3 separate regions of the Homo sapiens genome follow, and regions 1 and 2 are each linked to region 3. A link is a contact called in ENCODE Hi-C data. All regions are on one chromosome and are shown on one strand. The core of a region is the stretch at or near the end of the contact, and the rest is flanking DNA. Distances in the headings are between cores, read along the strand shown.

Evidence for each region. Hi-C counts contacts between places; a loop is a spot of excess contacts on that map. Pooled maps may share reads with other maps.
Region 1: a loop to region 3 is called in a map of CD4-positive, alpha-beta T cell, with 7 times the contacts of the local background. The contact joins the promoter of SPRYD7 here to the promoter of ESD in region 3. A Hi-C loop is called at or near these places in 2 of 168 maps with a recorded cell type or tissue (CD4-positive, alpha-beta T cell and naive thymus-derived CD4-positive, alpha-beta T cell) and 7 of 50 pooled maps.
Region 2: a loop to region 3 is called in a map of CD8-positive, alpha-beta T cell, with 8 times the contacts of the local background. The contact joins the promoter of WDFY2 here to the promoter of ESD in region 3. A Hi-C loop is called at or near these places in 2 of 168 maps with a recorded cell type or tissue (CD8-positive, alpha-beta T cell and naive thymus-derived CD4-positive, alpha-beta T cell) and 8 of 50 pooled maps.

Annotation. Positions count from the first base shown.
Region 1 is chr13:49,934,814-49,938,986 of GRCh38, reverse strand. SPRYD7 (SPRY domain containing 7) reads left to right here and starts at 2,647. Exons shown (of 5, transcript NM_020456.4): 1 at 2,647-2,857. The coding sequence starts at 2,752. RefSeq lists enhancers at 1,667-1,716, 2,587-2,836 and a silencer at 2,297-2,546.
Region 2 is chr13:51,581,674-51,586,076 of GRCh38, reverse strand. It overlaps WDFY2 (WD repeat and FYVE domain containing 2), which reads right to left and starts at 1,615. Exons shown (of 12, transcript NM_052950.4): 1 at 1,253-1,615. The coding sequence starts at 1,389. RefSeq lists a silencer at 1,395-1,764 and enhancers at 1,905-2,184, 1,843-2,363.
Region 3 is chr13:46,794,967-46,799,391 of GRCh38, reverse strand. It overlaps ESD (esterase D), which reads left to right and starts at 2,231. Exons shown (of 10, transcript NM_001984.2): 1 at 2,231-2,287. RefSeq lists enhancers at 2,314-2,363, 2,495-3,096 and a silencer at 2,674-2,723.

The DNA.
Region 1 (4,173 bases), core at 1,398-3,897, 3.1 Mb before region 3:
TGACTGACTTGAATGGCCTAAATGTTTATTACATATATAATACATGTACTTCTTTTAATAATATTTCTGAACAAAATTTTTACTTTATAACAACTAATTCTATTATATTTTGTCTATACATGCATTATGGCAGCTTATATCCAATGTGGAGATAAATGAAACACACAAAAAAGGGCAAATCTGCATTTTGAACTGAGAGCATGTTTAAGAGGATTATAGCATTAATTATAAGAGAAAGAATTTGAGAGGCAGTGTTAAAGCAAACTAAATATGGCCTGAGAAGGACTCTGTACTTCTGTATTTGAGTCCTTGTGTACGAACTGTAACCTAGGTTAATAGGCAGACAAGCTTGAAAACCTAATTTAGGAGTATGCACCTGTAACAATAGCTGAGTCTTGGCCAATCCCAGCGGCCATACTTCAACCAGTCATACACTGCTGATTGTTCAAACTGTGTTCAAATAAGGCAAACGCCCCCCTGTAACCAATGCAGCTGTTTCTGTATCTCACTGCTGATTTCTGTACGTCACTTCCCTCTTTTTGTCTAAAAATTTGTTCTGACCACGAGGCATCCCTGGAGTCTCTCTGAATCTGCTGTGATTCTGGGGGCTGCCCAGTCATTCACTGCTCAGTTTAACTCCTTTAAATTTAGTTCAGCTGAAGTTTTTCTTCTAACAGGAATCAGACTGGTAAGCCTTGAATCCTACCTGTTTATCTCCTGCTCACCTGAAGTTGTAAAGTTTAGTACCTCTAGGCCTATTTCTTCACCTATAAAATGGGGACAATACTGACCTTGAAATCTTGAAATAATTCAACTAGATATATATATATGAACGGTAGAAAAATTTTGTCTCTCCAATATTCTGTTAAAATTCTCACCCCCTGCCCCGCCCCCAGCACTTCCCTGGGGTTAAAAAAAAAAAAAAAAAAAAAAATCAAAGCACTTAATTCCCAGCATAACGATGAAGGTTTGTCATAAAAGAAAATTTCTTGTGTGAAATGATTACCAAGAAAGTACTGCATACGCAATGGGGGAAAAGACCAACCCTCAATCAGTTTAATAATCACCTTGGTTATTAAATTCTATGGTAACTTAATTTCAACGTACAAAACTTTCCCTTAGTATTGTAATGAAAACACCATTTATAGAAAGAGAACCAGGAACCTGAAAAATTCCCCTCATTGCATAGATAGAAATCCTCCTTAAAAAACATTTATAACTCGGGTCACTAAAAGTTACGTATGGGAAATCATTATTTAAGTAGTGGGCATTTTATGTCCAGTTTCCCAGGACTTGATGATCCATCCCTAGGGAAGCCTTCAGGATGAAACTGATCTGGGAACAGAGGTTTGAGCTAGGTTAATTCTAGAGGTCGTCCCAGACATTTCCAGATGCCAAGCGGTATCTTTTTTTTTTTTTTTTTTTTTTTGGAGACAGAGTCTCTGTTGCCCAGGCTGGAGGGCAGTGGCGCGATCTAGGCTCACTGTAACCTCCGCCTCCCGGGTTTAAGCGATTCTCGTGCCACAACCTCCTGAGTGGCTGGGATTACAGGCGTGCACCACCGCACCCAGCTAATTTTTGTATTTTTAGTAGAGACGGGGTTTCACCATGTTGGCCATCCTGGTCTTGAACTCCTGACCTCAGGTGATCCGCCCACCTCAGCCTCCCAAAGTGCTGGGATTACAGGCGTGAGCCACTGCACCCGGCCTGAAGATGTAAAATCTACCACGGAAGGATGATCTAAGTGGGGAAGGAGATGACAGGTGACAGCCTCCCGTGTGGAAGCAGAAAGTAGCGGACGGTAGGAGCCGAAGGCTTCCCTCGGGACCCAGCAGACTTCCCGCAGCCTCCTGGGTTCCCGTCACATTCCTCGGAACCCTCAGTGCACCAGACAGGGGGAGCTTGGAAGAGGCAGGTCAAGAATCGCCCCCGACCCCGCCCCAGCGTTCTGCTCCCAGGGCGGCCTCCCACGCGCCCCGGACCACGCAGCCCGATGGGCCAGGTAGGGCGCGTCTCTGCACCGAAAATGCATTAGGGCCCGCGTGAGCCCCGGTGAACATCCACAGTGCAGTCACTAACAGGCATTACTCCTGGGGCCCACGTGAGTCTATTTAGCATGTGAGGGAAACCAGCCACGGCAGGGAGACTGGGGCTCTCCGTGGTGGCAAAGCCTGCTCAACCTGGGCCCGCGGAGGGAAAACTCGGAAGTCATTTCCATTAGCTCCCCTTCCCCCAAACTGATTCGCTTCTGTCAATCCATCCCTAGAAATAATGTCGAGGCCGGGACCAAGGGGTGCTGCGTTTTAAAAATTCTGCATAGGAAAACCCCTGGAAGTACTGAGGGACAGACAGCCCCACTCACCTGTCAGCCCTGGGGGCGTGCGCGAAACCGCCCAAGGAGAAAAAACCAGCTGGTGCGCAGGCGCACGCCGTCCCACATCCGCAGGCCCGCAACGCCACGCCCCCTGCCACGCCTCCGCGCGCCACTAGCCCCACCCGTCTCCCCGGCCCAGCCCGGCCGCTCGCCCTGTCCGGTCTCTCCCCGGCCCCTTGATTCTCCGCGTCTTCCTCGCAGGCCAGCCTAAGCTCAGCCTGCATTGCGCCCTCCCGGCCTAGGGTGTCGCTGTACCGGCCTCCGAGCTCCACATAGACAAGTCCGGACCTCGGGCGGGGGCAGGAGACGGAGCTGAGCGGCGGGGGGCAGTGTCGCCTCGGTCTAGGGACGGCGGCGGAGTCGGTGGTCCCTGCGCGATGGCCACCTCGGTGTTGTGCTGCCTGCGGTGCTGCAGAGACGGGGGGACTGGCCACATCCCTCTGAAGGAGATGCCGGCCGTGCAGCTGGACACGCAGCACATGGGTAAGGGCCCTCCCTTCCCCAGACCCAACGGCTCACGGGGGCCGGGCGCGGCGGGCAGGGGGACCTTCAGGGTCAGAGGGTCCCCACGCTGCCCCGCCGCGCCGGCGACGCTGCGCCGACACCATTTCGTCTCGCAGATCTCTCCAGAAGCCGGCGGACTCCACCTGGGCCCGGTTCTGTGTTCAAGGCTGCGCAGCCCTCTCTGTGTCTGTCATCGCGAATGGGCGTGTGGACCTCCCATTTTCACAGGAATCTCGGAGGCTTCCTCCGGAGATGTCACACGTCCTCGGGCGAGGGGGCGGAGAGTGCCCTTCTGGCGCGCCCCAGTGAAAACCTACACATTTTCAGAATGCTTCTAGGTCCGGTCTTGCTCCTCCTCCTGCCCTGACTGTCGGTCCTGTCTCTTGAGCCCCATCATTTATAGGTTGAATCCTATATTATTGGAAGTAATTTTCCTCTCACCTCCTAAAGTCGAAACAAGGCAGACTGCAGAAGTCTGAAGTCGCACCTCAGGTCAGAACTTGCCATTTCAACTAAAACCTCCCATTGCCCGACTCCTTAGTCATTGTGAGAGGTACTGTAATTTCATCTGACTGGCCTCTTCCCAACAGGTCTAACTGTTGAAAAATAAAATAGCACTTTGCTCCTTTGCATCTTGCTTTATCCTTTTAATTCCAAATCCATATAATTTATCTAACATTCTTCCTCTCCCATCATAGCCTCTTTCACCACCTTATTATTTCTTAGACTTTTCCCAGGTAGTTTCATGCTTCTGGAATGTGGTTCTAGAAGGAGAGATTTCCCAATATAATTATTTCAGTTAGAGTACTGTCTTTTTGTGGATTATTTTATTCTAACTGTACTTCTGCACTTTTGATTTTTTACACGTTTCTGATTGTTTAAAGGACAGTGCATTGAAATAAAAAGGCACTTCTTAATATTTATGATAAAACTCTCTCGCCCAGTTTCCTTATAATTCTGGAAACACTCTGCCCACTGTATTTTTGTATAACACATACTAAATGTGATAACTATATAATCACCTTGTATGTGTGTATTTACTTTTAATTCTCAGATCTCCCAAATGTAGTACAGAACCTTAATACATAAGTAATCTTTAAATTATTTTTTATCCATCATTATTTATAGACGATGGAGTTCAAATTCTATAGTTTTCCTCAGAAAATATTTCCATTTCAGTTACTCATTTACTGAAGTGATATTTATTAAGCAATTATCAGGTGGCAGGCATTGTTATAAGTGCTGAGAATATAGTGAAGGACAACCATACATAATTCCTGGAACTCATGATCAAC
Region 2 (4,403 bases), core at 366-2,865, 4.8 Mb before region 3:
TCATTGCAGAATGCTTGCCACTGGTGTATGTTTACAATGTTTTCCATTGGATCTGCACAGGAAATTAATCAGGCGCCATTTGTATTGAGCATGATGTAGACAAGAACATGTCATTAATATACTCATCCTAGTTATACTGAAGAACCTAAGACATGAACAAACCTATCGAGCTCAATTGTTGAGGCCACACACTATGCTAAGTGCGGAAATGACTATAAAGACAGCAATGAGCACTTTGTTGCTCAGCCTCTCAATTTTGAGTCACCAAGAAAGGATACTTTACCTCTGCATGATTTGAACTTATATTAAGAAAACCTACTTACTGTAAAATCCCCGTGTTATGTACCTCTACAGTGTTCTTTTGTAAGAATGCTTATATAGATTTTACCAAAGAAACAATTTCAGATAAATTATCATAATACTATCTTCAAGCAACATTACTCTAGAAATTAGCTTCATCAGCTTTATTCCTGCATATTCAAGGAAATTCAGTTAAAGCGAAAACGCAAAACAGAGAGAGTATTTGAAGGCAGAACAACTAGTTCCACTTCTGCATATTAAGCAAAATTAAGCAAAAATAAAGGAAACAGGCAAAGGGAAGGAACTCAAGAGCTATTTGCAGCAGTGATCCGTTACAAGTTCTACGCGCTTCTCCTCGAGCTCCAAGAGATAAGGAGGGGAAAGGAAAGAAGGCACCACGCAGAAGCCTAAACTTACTCTTGGTACAACTTAGAATATTCACTGAATTCAGCCTAAGATGTCTGGGTTATCTGGATTCAGTAGGAATGTCTGGGAAGAAGGAGTGGCATTTGCTTTCTCCGTTTGAAACCCTGGGAGCTGTACGAGAGTACCCCAAACCCCTTGGTTATCTTGCAGAGGCGGCTCAGGGCATCGTTCCCCAAGCACACACCTGCAAAGCCGGGCGGCTCCTCCCCTCTTTCCCTCCTGTCCTCAGGGATGGACCAAAGTCCCTCCAGCGCACCGTTAGCCCGAGGGCCACCCGGCTCCCGCAGGCACTACCCAGCCCGGGGTGAAGCCGGAGCGCTCGCCGCCGTCCCGGCTCCGCTTCCCGGAGCCACACAGCGGAGGCGGCGCGCAGCTGAACACCGGCACCACCAGGATGCGCATTACAATAAAACTTGGGGGAGCAAGTCTACACTCGCGCCGACGTGAAGGCACAGCCCCTGACGCGGGCTCGAGGGCCGTCGGCCCGTCCCGCCCCTCCTCGCGGCCGAATGGCAGTAGTCCATACCTGTCCTCGGAGACGCTGATGACGCCCTCCTCTTTGGGCACGATCACGGCCATATTCACCACCTCCTGGGACCCCTCCATCCGCTGCAGCAGGATCGGCTTGCGGGTCAGAGGCTTGGGCTGGATCTCCGCCGCCATCGGAGGAGGGGGCGCGCCTGGGGCGCCGCCGCCAACCGCGCCGCGGGGCCGGGCTGAGGAGACTGCTGGAGCACGGACACAGGTTGAGACAGAGACTCTGGCTGGCCGGAGCGGAACGCCGGAAACCGGCGAGCATAGCCTGGCCGCCTCTCTCGGGAACGACTCCGCGCTCCCTGCTTCAGGCACCAAAACCGCCACGACCTGGGATGCAAGCCGGCGCCACTACAAGAGGAGGGGGCGGAGCGCCGGGGGGCGGAGCCTGTGTGGGCGGGGCCTGCCGCAGGGGGTAGCCGCTGGTGGGCGCGAGGGCGGCTCCACTTCCGGGAGGGTGGTGAAGGAGGAGGGGAAACCTGGAGCAGGAGGCGGGGATCTGGTATCCCAATGCGCGTGCGTCAGTCCCGCAAGCCCATTTTCACCCCTCCCCTCCGCGACTCCCCGGGCGCTGCAGCACCACTAGGACGCATGCGCTTTCCGTTCCTCGCGGTCTTCTCTCTGCCTTACACACCCAAGGGTTAGGCTCCTCCCTCTTTAACCTCCCGTGAACGCGCGTATACACACCCCTGGGGACGCGCTTGCCAGACGCCACGCCCCTTCGAAATTCCCTGAAAAGAGGGCGGAGGTGGGGCGGGGAAAGGAGCGCCTCAGCAAGACCGGAAAGAGAAGAGGCCTGCAGGAAGGAAAGCCGCCCAACTCGTTGGGACGTGACTTGGCATGCGCGCGGGCTACCTGGCCTAGCGGTCTTAACAATGAAGCGCGGCGGGAGGCCGCTTACTGCTCCCAACATGCACCAGGCCCAGGCTGCCGGAGGGAACCCAGTGGCCTCCTGGGAGTCGTAGTTTCTTGGAGCCTCCGCCCCCTTGTCCTGGAATGACCTATCGCCCACTTTCTGCGCTATGGGCCTGAGGAGCTCAGCGGCCTCCAGGGCCATTGGCCAAGTCAGGACCCAGACTTGCCTCTATGGGAACTGAGGGGCAGCCCCCAGCTGAGTAGGACGTCACCACTCCTAGGGTCAGACTGATGCTCGGAATAGTGGCACGGAAGGGACATGAAAAGGAGAGAATCTTTCATACAGACATCTTCAAGGGAGCTCAGAGAACATATGGGGTGTCTATCCCCTCGTTTTCTTAGATGGCTAAATTACACAGCCAAGGTTACTTTAGTGCAAAGTTAGGGCTAAACAACCCCTCCTTCCCTCCAGACTTGAACCCAGGCCCCTAGTGCTGGCTTCTTTCCATTTCCCCAGCAATCCAGCCTTTTTAGCTTGCTCCAGACACAACGGACAGAGTTACTGTAGTTACTGACTGAATGTTAGGTGCCTACCAGAAGGCCTGGCATGTGGGGTTGATCGTGAAGACTAAGCTCTGCTTTTTTATCTTGCCCAAATTCCTATCTAAGGGGTCTGGGGAGTCATGGCCTACAAAAACCATAAATTCTCATCAGATGGGTTTTGACCATGTAGGTCATGACTTACTTTCCAGTCTGACTCTGGCGTAACAAGGAAGAAAATCAAAATGTTTTACCCCAAATTATATTTCCTTGCCATGCCTTAAAATTGCCCTGCAAAGTCTCTTGTGGGAAAAATCCACATTCTATATCCCCTTTCCCCTTTGTTTTCCTTCCTTCCTTCCTACACCCAGGAGATAACCAACTAAGAGCCAGGCACCGTTTTAGGTCTGGTAAGGAACATTTTACAACCTGCTGTCTCTAAAGGCTGCTATCTAAAAGATTCCTCTGCACAATAAAACCTGGTCTCCACAATCCTTTACCTTAACCTGAACATTCCTTTCCGTTGATCCCAGGTCTTCAGATAAACTCAACCAATTGTCAACCAAAAAACGTTTAAATTTACCTATAGCCTTGAAGCCCCCGCTTTAAGTGGTCCCACTTTTCTGAACCAAACCAATGTATTTCTTAAATGTATTTGATTGATGTCTCATGCCTTCTTAAGATATATAAAACTCAGCTGTACCCCGACCACCTTGGGCACATGTTCTCAGGACCTCCTAAGGGCTATGTCACGGGCCACGGTCACTCATATTTGGCTCAGAATAAATCTCTTAAAATATTTTACAAAGTTTAATTCTTTTCATCAATAGTCGTTATGTGATAACCTCCACTGAACAATCCCAGAATTAAGTTAGCCGAAGAGTAGTAATGGTCTAGGTGGTGTGATTGAGTTGCAGGGCTCTGAAAGTGAGAGAAATAATGCCAAAGCTGGGAAAAGAAAGGGACAGGCCTTGTGGAAATGTATTTCTAAGGTAGGTGTTTGGTAGCCAAGGATCTCACAGATCACTAGAGACATAAGAGAACAGGTGCAAAGAACTTGTCTCAAAGCACGCAAGGCAACTCTTTACCACCTCCCATTTTGCAGAAATTCTGTAAGCACCTTGAAATAGGATTGAGGTATTTTCCAGCTGTAGGACCTACTGCAGGCATTTCACTTCTCTGAGTCTCAGGTTCCACATCTATTTAAATAGGGCATAACACCTACATCAGGTGGTTCTGGTGGCAATTACAGTTATGACCCAGATAACTTCCCCCATCCCCTTAAAGTTACAAAGGAGGTAGCACTGGCTGCTCCCACCCCAGGCTTTATGGGAATTAGAACCTGAATAGCATTACCATAACCCTGAGTCTGACCCTCAATTCCAAAGAGCCAGAATCTCTGTCTTGTCAATCATTCAAGAAATATTTAATAACTACTAGTGATAGGCAGGGGGAACACAGATTTGAATGCAAACCTCTCAATTCTCAAGAATCTCACAGATCACTAGAGACAGATAAAAGAACGGGTCATGACAGGGAAGTGATGATGGCAAGAGTTATAATAGGGGACTCAGGAAGCTGAGGTAACACAGGAGAAATGCCTAACAGGACCTGCAGTGGAGAGGGTTGGGCAGGAAAAGCTGCATAGAGGAGGTAGAGGCTAGACAGAGTCTTGAAGGGTGAGCAGGTGCAGTCTGGTTACATGAGCTCAAAGAGTATTCGGGAGAGGGGTGAGTAAAGTGGGGGCA
Region 3 (4,425 bases), core at 982-3,481:
CCAGGGATGTTACGAAACATCCTACAATGCACAGGGTAGGCCTCCACGACAAAGAATCATCTGGCCCCAAATGTCAACAGTGCCGAGGTTGAGAAACCCTGTTCTAGTCTGTGGAAAAGCCACAAGGACACTTCTCAAGTAGCATATTTGATACCCAAGAGATTATATTATTTTCTATGTATGGTGTCTTTTCTAGTCTCTCTAAAACTATCTTTGCTATGGATTGAATGTTTGTGTTCCCCAGAATTCAAACATTGAACCCTAAATCCTTAACGTGATGGTATTTGGAGATGGAGACTTTGGAAGATAATTACACCATGATGGTGGAGTCCATGTGAATGGGACTAGTGCCCTTACAATAAGATGAAGGAACCAGAGCTCTCCTCACCCCACCCACCAAGTGAGACTACAGCAAGAAGGTATTCCTCTGCAAACGAGGAAAAGGGCTCTCAGCAGGAACAGATTTCATCAGCACCTTGATCTTGGACTTCCCAGACTTTTAGAATGGTGAGGAATAAATTTCTGTTAAGCTGGAACTGACTAAAACAATCTCTTTTCTTACAGGCTTCAAGTATATTTGACTTTTTCTCATTTTTATTGCATCCCTTTATTGCCTCCTTAAGATTATATTCCTACTCATTTTAGTTCAAACCAAGAGTCCTATATCCTCTCAGCCACACATTTACACATAATTTTTGGACTATTTCTTTGTGTACTTAATATTCATCCATTTTTATTGGTAGTGCCATTTTTTAAAATGTCAACCTTAATTTCTGATTTCAGCCTTCTTTGCTTCCATGTCCAAATAATAATGATAATTATATATATTCTTAATATTTTTAAGCAATCGACTTTTGTGGATCTATTAACATTTTATTTATGCTGGGTAAAAGAAATTTTAGTTCTGCTTATTCTCACATTGTATTCACACAAGAACCCTTTAGTAAAGAACTTCACACTTACAGTTCTTTGGCTAGTCTGCACCTCACAGCAGTCCACTTATTAGGCAAATATATCATTTAATCAATTATTTCTCTTTGTTCAAACATCAGTTATAAAGAACTTGCAATTTAGGTATTTATTCTGTTTCAGTTTTGAAACTGAAGAAAATCCCCTTTTCAATGATTTATACTTAAAGATAGTAAAAAGAAAGTTTAAAACAATTTACTTCAATGCTTTCTCAAAATAAAAACATTATTTTGATGAAACATTATTTTCAGTCTAAGTTCCAATTGATCCACAGGTTCAGTCCACAGGTTAATTTAGTCCAAAGATCACTATGGCAAAATGGGCCTGAGCCACACAATAGATTCTGGCAGGTAATCTCTTGTGTGGCAGCTCATCCATACTTAAGTCAGCTCCCATAGCTACACAATTTGCAGGGCCCAATTCCAGACACAAACGTGGGGCCCTGGTTCAACACTTACTGAGAGAAAATGTAGCGTCCTTCTGTTCTGGGGGCCGGGTAATAGCACAGGTTGCAGGCCCATGAGGCCAGCCCCAACTATCAGATTGTGTATTTACAATGTCAGTCTAACCGTTGCTGAAAAATACTTAGCTCTGTTGTAATCAGATTTAATTTCTCAAGAGGCAAAGTACACTCAACAGTTTGCTTAAATCAGAGAGACCAAAAGGAAAGATTTGCTGTAAATTATCAACTAGCAAATCTTAGTCAGTTCAACTTAATTTTTATTGAGGGAAGAAGGGAGAAAACAGAAAACTGATGGAGTTCCCACTGCGTGTCGGCCACTGGAGATTTCAAAGGTTTCTTGTTTAACTCAAGCTACCAAGTAGGTGACGTGGATAGTCTTGGGACAGAGGAGTTGAGGGAGTTGAAATTAGGCCCTAGTTTCTACATAAGTGACACGGAAACCCTCTGCACGAGTTAAGCGAAGCTACATCTCAAGTTTATTAATGCCTCGGGTTCTTGCTGCTGGCTCTGGGAAGAGTCTGAGCACGCACAGCAGACTGATCCCCGACAAGGTGACAGGGACTAACCTAACGCCCTCCTCGTTGGTCCTAGTAACCACACAGAGCAGAAACGCGGGCGAAGGCAGGAGTTGGAGGGGGCGCCCACGCGGAGGCTGCCGGGAAGTGCAATGTGCAAAGGCGGCGGGGCCATGGAGACTGAACTGGAGAAGAGCGGGTTCTCGGAGTTAAAAGCGAGAGTGAGTGGGACCGGAGGGGCGGGGCATCATATGGGCGGGGCTGAGGCGAGGCCCCGGCGGCCATCTTGAGCCCCGCCTTTTACTTCGGCCCGCTTCTTCTGGTCACTCCGCCACCGTAGGTAAGACTGGGTTCGGGTAGAGGCCTGGACGTTGTCAGCCTTCCTGCGGCTGCGGCACGGCTAGGCGTGATCGGGGCGGACGCCGAGTCCTGCGGTGCAGGTATCCGCAGGCACGAGCGCAGAGACGGCGACCCTGGGCCTTGGGCGCCACCATCCATGACAGGAGGCCAAGGACCTTTTCCCGTGACCCGGAGCCTCGCCTCTAATCCCTTTTCCTTCTCTGAGCCTCCAACCTAGTGTAACCCGGGGCGAGCGCCCGTTTACCTACTGCCCGCTACATTTGTACAGCTTTTTCCTGTTCAGAAAGACTTTCCTAGACCCGCAGCCACCGCGCGAAAATGTGAAGTAGATGTGTACGCATTTTAAGGAGGGAGCTGGCCTCAACGCGTTACTAGCGGCCGCCGGCGCCTGGTTCGGGGGAGTGTGGACCTGCTGCTCTAGGCAGCGTCCGCGTCGGGGCACGAGCCAATGGCGCGGTCAGGAGCACTCACCTGATGGTGCCGAGGGGAGCACGTGTCTTTGGAGTTTGACAAAATCTGTTCGGGTCGTAAAATGCTCTCAGAGCGCTGTGGGGGACTGGAAGTCATTTCTGATGGGGTCATTAGGGAAATGGGATTGAGCGCACCTGGAAGGAGAGGGCATTCAGGTTGCAGGAAAAATAATAGCTCATGTTTGTGTGTGTGGTAGAAGCAGCATTTTAAGCACTACGTGAATTAACTCATTTAATTCCCAGAGCAACCCTATCAAATTGATATATATTACTGTATACCCATTTTGCAGATGGGCAAATGAGGCATAGATTAGCTTGCCCAGTGTCATGTAGTAATAAGTGGTGAAGTCAGGGTTTGAACCCGGAGGGTCTGGCCCCAAAACCTGCTCTGAAACCATTGTACCGTGGCATTGAGTAAAGCCACCCGATAGCAACATCCAGGCCATCCTAGAATTATGCATAGTTGAGTTTAACTAACAAAATAGGGAGTGAGACCAGAAAAATAATCTGGGACCAAATTATAGACCATATTTAGAGCCATGTGAAGGTGTTTGGCGTTTATAGATGCTATATTTTTTTTAAAAAATTTTCCCCAGAGTTTAATAGAAATCCTTACCTAGGCAAGCCATGTGAATTTTTATGAAGGAAAAGAGACCCAGCCTAGGCAGCATGGCAAAACCTCCTCTACAAAAAATTACCTGGGCATGGTGGTGCCACCTGTGGTCCCAACTACTCCAGAGGCTGAGGCGGGAGGATCACCTGAGCCCGGGGGCCGAGATGATTGCAGTGAGCCGAGATCAGGCCACTGCACTCCAATCTGGGCCACAGAGTTTGACCCTGTCTCAAAAAAAAAAAAAAGAAGAAAAAAAAGACTGTGTTTGCACACAGGTAGAGTGTGACTGAAGTTTATATGGAGTTTTATTCATCTATTTTTTCAGTGATCCTGCATGGTTTTAATTTTATGAAATTTTAATGGCATTAAACTTGAAGAAAATTGTACAATTAACATGGTCTTCCATTTCAGTGACTTTCTGGTTCTCAGCGACTGGCCTAACAGCGAAAGGGATTAGTAGTCTCCACCTGCAGCAGCCAGGGGGTGATGAGGCAGTTCTCATCTGCTCATTATTGTGAGCTGGCGAACTGCGTTTTTACATATGACTAATGGATACTTAACACTACTGAAATACACACTTAGGAATGGTTAAGATAGTAAATATTATGTATGTGTTTTTATCACAGTTTTTAAAATACTAAATAAAAATGACTAACAATTCCACGTAGGCCGTATTAGGCTGCAGATGAGCTGTTGGTAGGGATCCGTTGACCAGTAAATTAAGTGGATTAAAACCCTAGGCTTTCATGCAGGATTGATCGTAGTGGGATGTATTAGGAAGAAAGGAAGAGGCTAAGTTTTAATTTCTTATATATAATTAGGATGATGGCAGTGGGAATTCAAAAAGAAGGTAACTTTGAGGCATCTCAAATGTAGATTAGGCAAGACAGGCATGAGTCTGAAAAAGAGAGGCAATGAAAAGAGGAATGGTTTGAAGGTGAGATGCAGAAGCTTAATTTTAGGTGTGGTAAGTTTTAATAGCTGGTGACATGTCTTGGTAGAAGAGTCCAGCAAGAAATGTCATTATGGGTACTA